Linked DNA regions of Homo sapiens: all the other regions are linked to region 1. Evidence: chromatin contacts called from ENCODE Hi-C data. All regions are on one chromosome and are shown on one strand. Each heading gives the region's core, a stretch centred on a gene start or an enhancer-like site at or near the end of the contact. The rest is flanking DNA. Distances are from core to core; before and after follow the strand shown.

Region 1 (2,850 bases), core at 142-2,641:
GGTCGGAGCAAGGCCTTTTCCAGGATCCAGCCATGCTCTTCAGTGTATCCTTGAGCTCCTATTTATTGAAGGGACTTCTGCTGTTTCTGCATTGGCTCCCTTGAGGCTCTCAGCAGTACTCCCTGGACCCTCCCTGGTGTCTGGAGGTTATGGGCAGTGTTTTGGCTTCTTAGGGAGAAGAAGACAGTTCACAGAGCAAGGGAGATCCCAGATGCAGATGTATAAGCGGGGCAATGCAGAGTTCTCACTAGCTGAGTAATAAGCATCTAGTCAGGCAAAGTGTAGTGTTGACAGACCTGAGATTTAAAAAACAGAAGTGTGGTCCGGTCTTACCAGCCATCTCTTGGAGGGGTAGCCTGTGGGTGGGGGAAGGTGCAAAACTCTTGTGGAAGAACAGGAGTACTGAGAGACCTCCGGCCAGGAAGGAAGGCTAGGAGTTGCCTGGAGAGGCCTTGTAGCCATTTCCCTTACCTGTGGTACCCCAAGTTGGCTGCAGATCTCTTTGCCAAGCACAGGTCTGACCTAGAGACTGGCCTTACCACAAATGTTTGTGTTACCAAGAAAACAAATGGGCGTTGAAAGGAAAGGGCAATGGGTAGGAAGAGAACTATTTACAATCTGGTCACTTAAATCACAGCGAAATTTTGGGTAAGTCAGTCATTTCTCTTTCCTCATTAATAAAAATGAAACACTTAGCTGCTCTATCTGCTGCAAAAAAACCTTACAGAATGTTTTGGGGGGACCCCTGACTGTAGAAGTTTGAGGGTAACCTCTCCAACCAAGCCCCACCTGAGGGACATTTGAGTCTCCGGCCCAAGAATAGCCTAGCCTGCTCGAAACCAGCTTTGGGCCCGACTCGCCGAGGTGCAGGCGCACGAATGTTGGGATTGCAGGAGCTGTGCGTTCCGCCCGGGCTGGTTAAGGCCACACAGCTCGGAAGAGTAACAGCGGCAGCCATAGCCCCAAGGGGAGGGGGTTTCGTGAGCGGAAACGGCCCAGGGGCCCAGGGAGGGGCAGCTGGGCCAGCTTGGGGCCGGGCTGGGCTCCCACGGAGGCGGGGCCAACCCCCACCCCAGTGCACAGACTGGGCGGGGCCGAGCCAGCTGAGACCAGGAGACAACTGAGCCCTGACCCTAGCCTGGCGCCAACCTCTAGTGTTCCAGAGGCTTCCGCTAGACCACAATTCTCAGGGGCTTGCCCCGGCAGCCTCCCTCCCTGGCTTAGCCTCACCTCCCGCGCTGCGGGCCGTGTCTGGGCCTCCGCGCATAGCACGCCGGGAATTGTAGTTTTCTCTCGGCGCGCTCATGCCGGAAAGGGGGGGCGGTGGGACTGCGTCTCCCAGAGTGCAGCGGGGCGGGCGAAGGAAGGCAGGGGGGAAGGGACAGTCGGCCGCAGACCGCGCTGGGTTGCCGCTGCCGCTGCCGCCATCGTGCCAGCCCCTCGGGTGAGTGTCGGGGCCAGCACGCCGGGGCGGGGGCTGGGCCGCAGGAGCCGCTCTCTGGGCTGCCGGGAGGCTCCGCTGAGAGTCCCCGGGCGGCCCCTCCCCTCCCCCCCCCCCGGCGGCCCGAAGCCGCGCGGGGCCCGGGCCATGTGTCGCGCGCGGCTCCGCCTCCCGCCGGTCCTGTGAGGCGGCGGCCGGGGGTAACGCACAGAGAGCCAGCCGGGCGCCTATCTGGGCCGTACCGTGCTGGTGGCTGGTGCACCGGCCTGCGCCATGGCCAGGCCTTTTTCTCTAGTCAGGACCGTCCGGATGGGGCCTTAGGGCCCCGCCCCGTCTAGCCTGGCCCGGCCTGCGCGAGCCCCGCAAGCTCTGCAGGCTGGCTAGCGGGCAGACCCCAGCCCCACGTCCTGCTACCCACCTACGAAGGATCCGGGGATGGGCAGCGCCACCCGGCCCGCTCCAGAGTCAGCATGGGTAAGGGCGCCCGCCTGCCGCAGCCGGGGCTTGGGCCCCTCACCCTGTTCCCGACCATAGCCCGGCCGGGGTGTAGGTGAACGCCCCCTCCTTGTCTGCCCCTCGGAAGTGTACGTTTCTTACCGCGCCCTTTGTGGAGCCCGGACTGGAGTTCTCGCAGGGAGGGCAGGGTCAGGGAATATGAGGCGGGAGGGGATTCCACGGGAGACTTTATCCCTGTCTTGTCTTAGAGGATCTGGGCCTGATGGGGTGAGGCGGCTCCTGCCGGGTAGGCCCAGCCCACGCCCTTCTCTATCAGTGACCAGGCCCCAGCAGCAACACAGAATTGCCCCGCAGGACAGGATGACTTCATAAGAATGGGATGTTAAGGTGGGACTTAATGCACGGGAAGTAGAATTCAGGCCTGAGGTTCTTGAGCCTAGTGCTAAACCAGAACCTGGGCTGGAAGGGGCTTTGGGGGGTGGGGCACGTAGATTTCAGACTTTGTGGGGCCCTCCCGAAGCCTGGGTGGCAGAACTAGGGCTGGAAGCTCCAGAAAGTCTGGCTTCCCCTCACTTGCTTGCTCACTTCCCAACAACTGGAGCTGCCTGTAAACAGGCAGGAACCTGGTTGCTTTATGAAATTGCCCTTACTGATGCCATCAGAGACCCTACTGAGTTCTGGGGGAAGAGTTATCTTTGACCAAAAAATACTATCCTGATATCCTTTGTAAAGGCGCTTCTGATTGAGAGATGGTAAATTAAGGAACCAGTCCAGAGAAGACCTTGGGACTAGGGGAGAGATGGCATGTAAAGCGTTGATTTCTCTGAGCCGCAGTCTTTCCAGAGACTAAAGAAGTAGCTCAGGCCTGGCGCGGTGGCTCACGCCTGCAATCCCAGCACTTTGGGAGGCCAAGGCCAGCGGATCACCTGAGGTCCGGGGTTCCAGACTAGCAT
Region 2 (2,850 bases), core at 136-2,635, 1.7 Mb after region 1:
GAATCAAATGTTGAGATGAAAGATAGGTGAGCTCTGATGACACACGTTTAAATTCTAGGTCTACAGGTAAAACTTTGTAAAGGGCCTTGCCTCAGCGACATCTGTACTGGGCCCTCCTTTGCTGAGAGCTTCTTACCCCAACCCTAGCACTCCAAGTCCCGAGAACTGCTCAATTTCATGGGAAAAAGTCTCTATAATTATATATATATGTATATATGTGTGTATATATGTATGTATATATATGTGTGCATATATATACACATACACATATTACAACAGACTGATTTTCATGAGTTGTAACTATCCTTGTAGATAAAAAACGAAACCATTCGAATAGCTTAAAAACCATGCCCACGTGGCTACTGGCATCAATATTCCACACAAGATTAAAATTACTTCCCAAGATGCACACCCTGCACTCCAGGTAATATTTCAATAACTTGATTAAAAATTTCTCAGAAGTCTATTAGAATCAGAAAACGCTCTGCGGTGTGGGTGAGGATTTTAAATTTTTGCAACGGAAACTTTTGGCTCCACGAACAGAAAAGCAAGAGCAAAAACTCAGTTAAATGCGTTCTTCCTCCATCTTTGCCTAGTCCAAAAGGAAAAAAAAAGAAACAGAAAAAAGAAAAACTGTTTGGAAGAGTAGCGTTGAGGTTTGCTTTTTACCTGTTTTTCCTCTAGAACAGCCAGGTGGATTCACATGATCCAATTTTTTAATTGTCTTCTATGTCCCACTCCGAATAACCCGGATGCCCCAGCACAATCAGAGAGATCGTTTTTTTTAAAAAAAATTTCAGCCTCCAAAGGTAGGAGGGGAGTGTTAGGGGAGAAAGTACTTTAATTAAAAATCAATAACTCGAGGTTTTTGGGATACGGTTTGCCATTTCCTAATTAAGAAATGGGTTTGACAGTCCCTTTGTACACACTGCTATGCAAACCCCAAAGGGTTGGCGGCTGTCCGGGCGATGACACTCCGGTCCCCTGCGAGACCCCGGGCCAGCCAGGCCCGTCCGCCGCCGGCCTCTGGGGTCCGTCCCCGGCTCGCGCAGACCTCTCGCTTCTCTCGGCTCTGTCTCCTGCGCTCAGCTCTGCTCGGGGCCGGCCGCCTCAGGCTCGCCGCCACCAGGTCGTTGCAAATACCTTTTCCCTCCCCGGGGCCCCAGCGCGCGGCCACCTCCCAGCCTCCCCCCCTCCCACCCTGGCAGCGGGGCCCTTTCCCGGCTCAGGAACAGCAGCAGCCCGGGCCGCGCCGGCAGGAAGCGAGGCCCATGTTGCTGCTGTTCCCTGGCGCGCCTCCCCGCCCTCCGGGGGCCGCCACGGCTCTTCCGCGCTCCCGGGCACCCCCCTCCGCGCCTGCGCTGTGCCCCACGGGGGCGGGGCTCAGATTCCTGTCAGCGGCGGCGGCGGTGGCGGCGACCGTCAGTTTTCGCTGAGGAGAAACACGAAACGGACCCTTTGGCTCTCCCCCTTCCCCTTCCCCGTCCTGAACCCCTCTCCTGGTCACCGAGAATCAGTCCCCGTGGAGTTCCCCCTCCACCTCGCCATCGTTTCCTCGGTCCTCGGCCCAGTGGAAGTCACTACCCTCGAGGAGGAGGCAGCGGCAGCCGCCCTCGCGTCGCCGCCCCCGGTTCGGTGCCCGCGGTCCCGGAGAGGAGGTGCCGCCGCCACCGCCGCTCCCCCCCTCCCGCTGCCCTCGGGCCGGGCTGGGTCGAGCTGCGATGCCCTCGGACTTCATCTCATTGCTCAGCGCGGACCTAGACCTGGAATCGCCCAAGTCCCTCTACTCGCGAGGTGAGTCAGGCTGTGGGGGGTGGGGCGTGGGGGCGGGGAGACAGGGAGACAGGGAGACAGGGCCAGGGGAGGCGAGGGGTCCCCGTCCCGCCGGGGGCGGCTGAGCCGCGACCCCCATGGCTTCTTTGGCCGGAGCGGGCAGAGGCCGAAGGGATCGGGGTGACGGTGGAGGGGGCGGGCGGAGCAGTGGCGGCCCCTCCCCCGCGGAGCCGCCGGCCGCTCGGGGCCCAGATTCCGTCGGCCCCCGGGGCTCTGCGGCACCGGTCGCTTCTAGCCGCTCTCAGCCCGTCCGGCCCCGCCAGGCTCCGCGAGCCGCCGGCCCCGGCCTCCCGGGCTCGGGGATGGCCCCAGACTGGGCCCCGCGCTGGGGCCACCGCGATCGGGGCGCCGCGTCTTCTCTTACCGGGACCCTCCTCCCCAGCAAAGTTGCCCCCAAGCGGGCGGCGTGGCCTGGAGCCGGTTCTGAGTGCAGGGTCACCATTTTCCTCCCTTTCCAGCTTGTTTTTGCGCCGTCGTTCCACCCCCTCTCCCTCCGGCCTAGTCCACTCCCTCCCCATGTTGGGACAGCCCCCCTCGACCAGGCGTTCTTCCTTTCCTCGTCATCTTCTTGCTGGAAAGGGCCCGATGGAAAGGGCCCGAATTTTCTTTTCTTTTTTTTTCTCTTCCCACCTCCGTGGCATTCTAATTACTTCTCCCTTCTCCTTTACAAAGATGGGGGTGCCCTCTCTGGATTGGTTTTATTCCTCTCCTCTCCCAGGAGGACCAGCCCAGGCACAGACGCTGTCCTTTGAGAATTTTCTCTGCTTTTCCGTTCAAGGGCTGGTTGCAGGGAGGGAGCTCAGGCAGAGACTTTTCATTTAAGAACTCTTTTGGCTAAGGCCTGCAGGGGATTCCCAGCATCTGAAATATTAGCACTGGAGCTGATCCCTACTCAGGTGAAATTCCTTTACTGGACACCACAAGAATGTGTCAGAACAGGTTCCCTGTGCAAGGGGCTTCAAAACCAAAATATTCCCACTGCGCTCTTTACGCTTTTTAAACCACCGGGAGGGGGCA
Region 3 (2,850 bases), core at 199-2,698, 1.5 Mb after region 1:
GATATAAAAATAGAGCCTTACAGCTTCCTTGACCAGTTTTCTACTGGATTCGACCACTGCTTCTGTCAGTGTAAATTCCGTTTTAATCATCTCCAGCACATTGATAGCTGATTCCAGTGGTGTGAGCTCAGCCTCCATATCAAAGGAACAGTCTAGGACAAAGCACAGTTTTCATTTTTAAGCTCTTTTCTAAGGGTAAAAAAGTTATGTCCAAAAATTATATATATATATTTATGGAAATGGAGCATGCAAATATGGTAAGATTTGCATTTAATTTTTTGACATATTTGCTACAGGTTGACATACACGATAAGGGTCCAAATTCAAATCAATGAATTTAACGTGACCATTTTTTAACACCTGTCAAGACAGGCAAAAAAATTATTTTTAAATACCTGCATTTGCCTCTCAAATTCAGAATATACCCATCCTCCTCAGATACGAGTGGCAAGAAACTGACAACAGCTAAATAGCTTTCAAGTTAAATTCAGAGGGGAAAAATGTCAGAGTACTTCCACTCTGAAAAACTCTCTACCATGGGGGAAAAAAGATGTCCATATGAACATAACTCACTTTAGACAGGAGCAAAGTTGGGGTGAGCAATTAACAGGTGGGAGAAGATTTAAAAAAAACACAGAAAAGCAGCCAAGACAACCTTAACCGGAGAAAACTAGAGCCAGTCGAGCCAGAAAACAGACCCATCGTAGAATGAAAAAGACCACTCTGATGGAAACTATCGCACTTTAACCTGGAATCCTTCAGTTCTAGATATAAGTTTTAAAACAAAACCCTACGCAAGTAAGCCCAGAGAAGAACACAAAAATAGCCATACCTAAATTTTCCCCTTCTTCAATCCGCGACAGACACTGCATAACCCGCAGCAATCGGGACACGGTGTGCTCCTTCCCCAAGGGCCTGACAAGCAAAGCTGGGAGAGAAGACATCGTTGGCTGGGCGACCCCCAGTCCCGACTCCCGGTCCCCCGGACCCCCTTCCCCGGCGCTCCAACCCCCCTCCCCCGGCCCGGCCCTCACCCTGCATGATGTCCCGGATCTGTCTGAAGTCCCCGTACCGGCTACCCCGAAAGGCCCGCAGCGCCTCGTGGAAGTAGAACTTGAGCACCCAGCGATTGACTGCCTCTTCCAGCCGTGCCTCCCCCGCGCCGCGCTCCGCCGGGCCCCCCAGCCCCGGCTCGTGGCGCCCCCGCCGGGCCCGCCCGCTACTGCGGGACGCCCGCCTGCCAGCTGCCCGCCCGCTGCCGTCGCTACTCCCGCCTCCTCCCGCCATCGTGTCCGATCGCCGCGCGCCCTCCCCGCCCTCCCGGCCGGGCCGCTTCCTCGGCTGTGACGCCGCTGGGTCACGCACGACGCCCGGGCCGGAAGCGGGGCCCGCCGTCCCGGCTCCCGCGGCCATGATAGAAACAGCGTTCCGAGCCGCCCGCGGGCTTCTGGGAGGGAAAGGACCGGAGGGCCCGGCCCCCTTCTCAGACGCCGTAGTTCCCGATGTGCCGGCCGCAATGCCTCCTGGGGCTTGAAGTCCACACCGCCCAGGCCGGTGAACCCGGCGGGTTTTGCAGTCAACTTCGCTCCGAATTTACAGAAAACAGCTACTATGCTAGGGACGCGGAACAGTGTATTAGAGACTGAAAAACAGGCCGGGATCGGTGGCTCTACGCCTGTAATCCCAGCACTTTGGGAGGCTGAGGCGGGTGGATCACCTGAGGTCGGGAGTTCGAGACCAGCCTGACCAACATGGAGAAACCCCATCTCTACTAAAAATACAAAATTAGCCAGACGTGGTGGCGCATGCCTGTAATCCTAGCTACTCAGGAGGCTGAGGCAGGAGACTCGCTTGAACCCGCGAGGCGGAGGTTGCGGTGAGCCGAGATCGCGCCATTGCACTCCAGTCTGGGCAACAAGAGCGAAACTCCGTCTCAAAAAAAAGAAAAGAAAAAAAAGAAAACCAAATATGTGCACCTTATTAAACACTTTGAAAATTGTGGAAGAGAGCATACACAGAGGAAAGTCTTTAAACAAATTTGTATTTTAACAAATACTGTAATTATAAAGCAAAGACCAGTGTGATACCAATAAATAGAATGCACCTGGCAACCCAGCCGCTAGACATATACTCTTTGTAATCACAAAAATAACACATTTTGTTGTAGAACAATTAGAAAAATAAGCAAAAGGACCACCCATAGTCCCATAGAGGGTCTGAGTCACTTTCAGATATCTCTGATACTCTTGGAATTCACCAACTGGCACTTGACCAAATGGAGAACCTCCAGCTCAGACCTTAGTTCAGGATGGTGGTTGTGGGTGCCTCTTCCTGAGAGGCCCAGTAACTGGTCTAGCTTCAAAGATTGTCCTACCAGCCCCACTAGTCTGGAACCTGCAAAGATCCAGTTTGGGGCCACTCAAAGACAACTCAGAAGTGCAGGTGGCCATGTCCTTGAGGATGTGAATCCCATGCTGGACCTGTGAATTAATATCAGGACCTTAATATGTATAGTATCCTGGAAAGCCAAAAGTTCTATGAGGTACACGTTCCGGGATGAGAGAAGAGGCCTCTAGGTCTGACTGATCTTTGGTGATCATAGCTGCTTTTCTTTTTTTTCTTTGTTTTTCTTGAGATGGAATCTCGTTCTGTCGCCCAAGCTGGAGTGCAGTGGCACGATCTCGGCTCACTGCAAGCTCCGCCTCTGGGTTCATGCCATTCTCCTGCCTCAGCCTCCCGAGTGGCTGGGACTACAGGCGCCCACTACCATGCCCAGCTAATTTTTTGTATTTTTAGTAGAGACGGGGTTTCACTGTGTTAGCCAGGATGGTCTCCATCTCCTGACCTCGT

What was found. A loop is a pair of places that touch in the nucleus more often than their neighbours do. Pooled maps may share reads with other maps.
Region 2: a loop to region 1 is called in a pooled map, with 5 times the contacts of the local background. The contact joins the promoter of NFAT5 here to the promoter of NUTF2 in region 1. A Hi-C loop is called at or near these places in 5 of 50 pooled maps.
Region 3: a pooled map shows a loop between it and region 1 (5-fold over the local background). The contact joins the promoter of TERF2 here to the promoter of NUTF2 in region 1. A Hi-C loop is called at or near these places in 5 of 50 pooled maps.

The regions. Positions count from the first base shown.
Region 1 is chr16:67,845,542-67,848,391 of GRCh38, forward strand. It overlaps NUTF2 (nuclear transport factor 2), which reads left to right and starts at 1,392. Exons shown (of 5, transcript NM_005796.3): 1 at 1,392-1,444. CENPT (centromere protein T) reads right to left here and starts at 2,152. Exons shown (of 16, transcript NM_025082.4): 1 at 1,860-2,152. RefSeq lists silencers at 878-1,147, 1,348-1,697 and an enhancer at 2,168-2,277.
Region 2 is chr16:69,564,581-69,567,430 of GRCh38, forward strand. It overlaps NFAT5 (nuclear factor of activated T cells 5), which reads left to right and starts at 1,386. Exons shown (of 15, transcript NM_138713.4): 1 at 1,386-1,794. The coding sequence starts at 1,722. MIR1538 (microRNA 1538) reads right to left here and starts at 1,288; the gene lies at 1,228-1,288. RefSeq lists an enhancer at 1-350 and silencers at 1,012-1,391, 1,111-1,287, 1,582-1,851, 1,872-2,181.
Region 3 is chr16:69,384,559-69,387,408 of GRCh38, forward strand. TERF2 (telomeric repeat binding factor 2) reads right to left here and starts at 1,449. Exons shown (of 10, transcript NM_005652.5): 1 at 1,035-1,449; 2 at 833-928; 3 at 22-152. The coding sequence starts at 1,413. RefSeq lists a silencer at 1,065-1,444.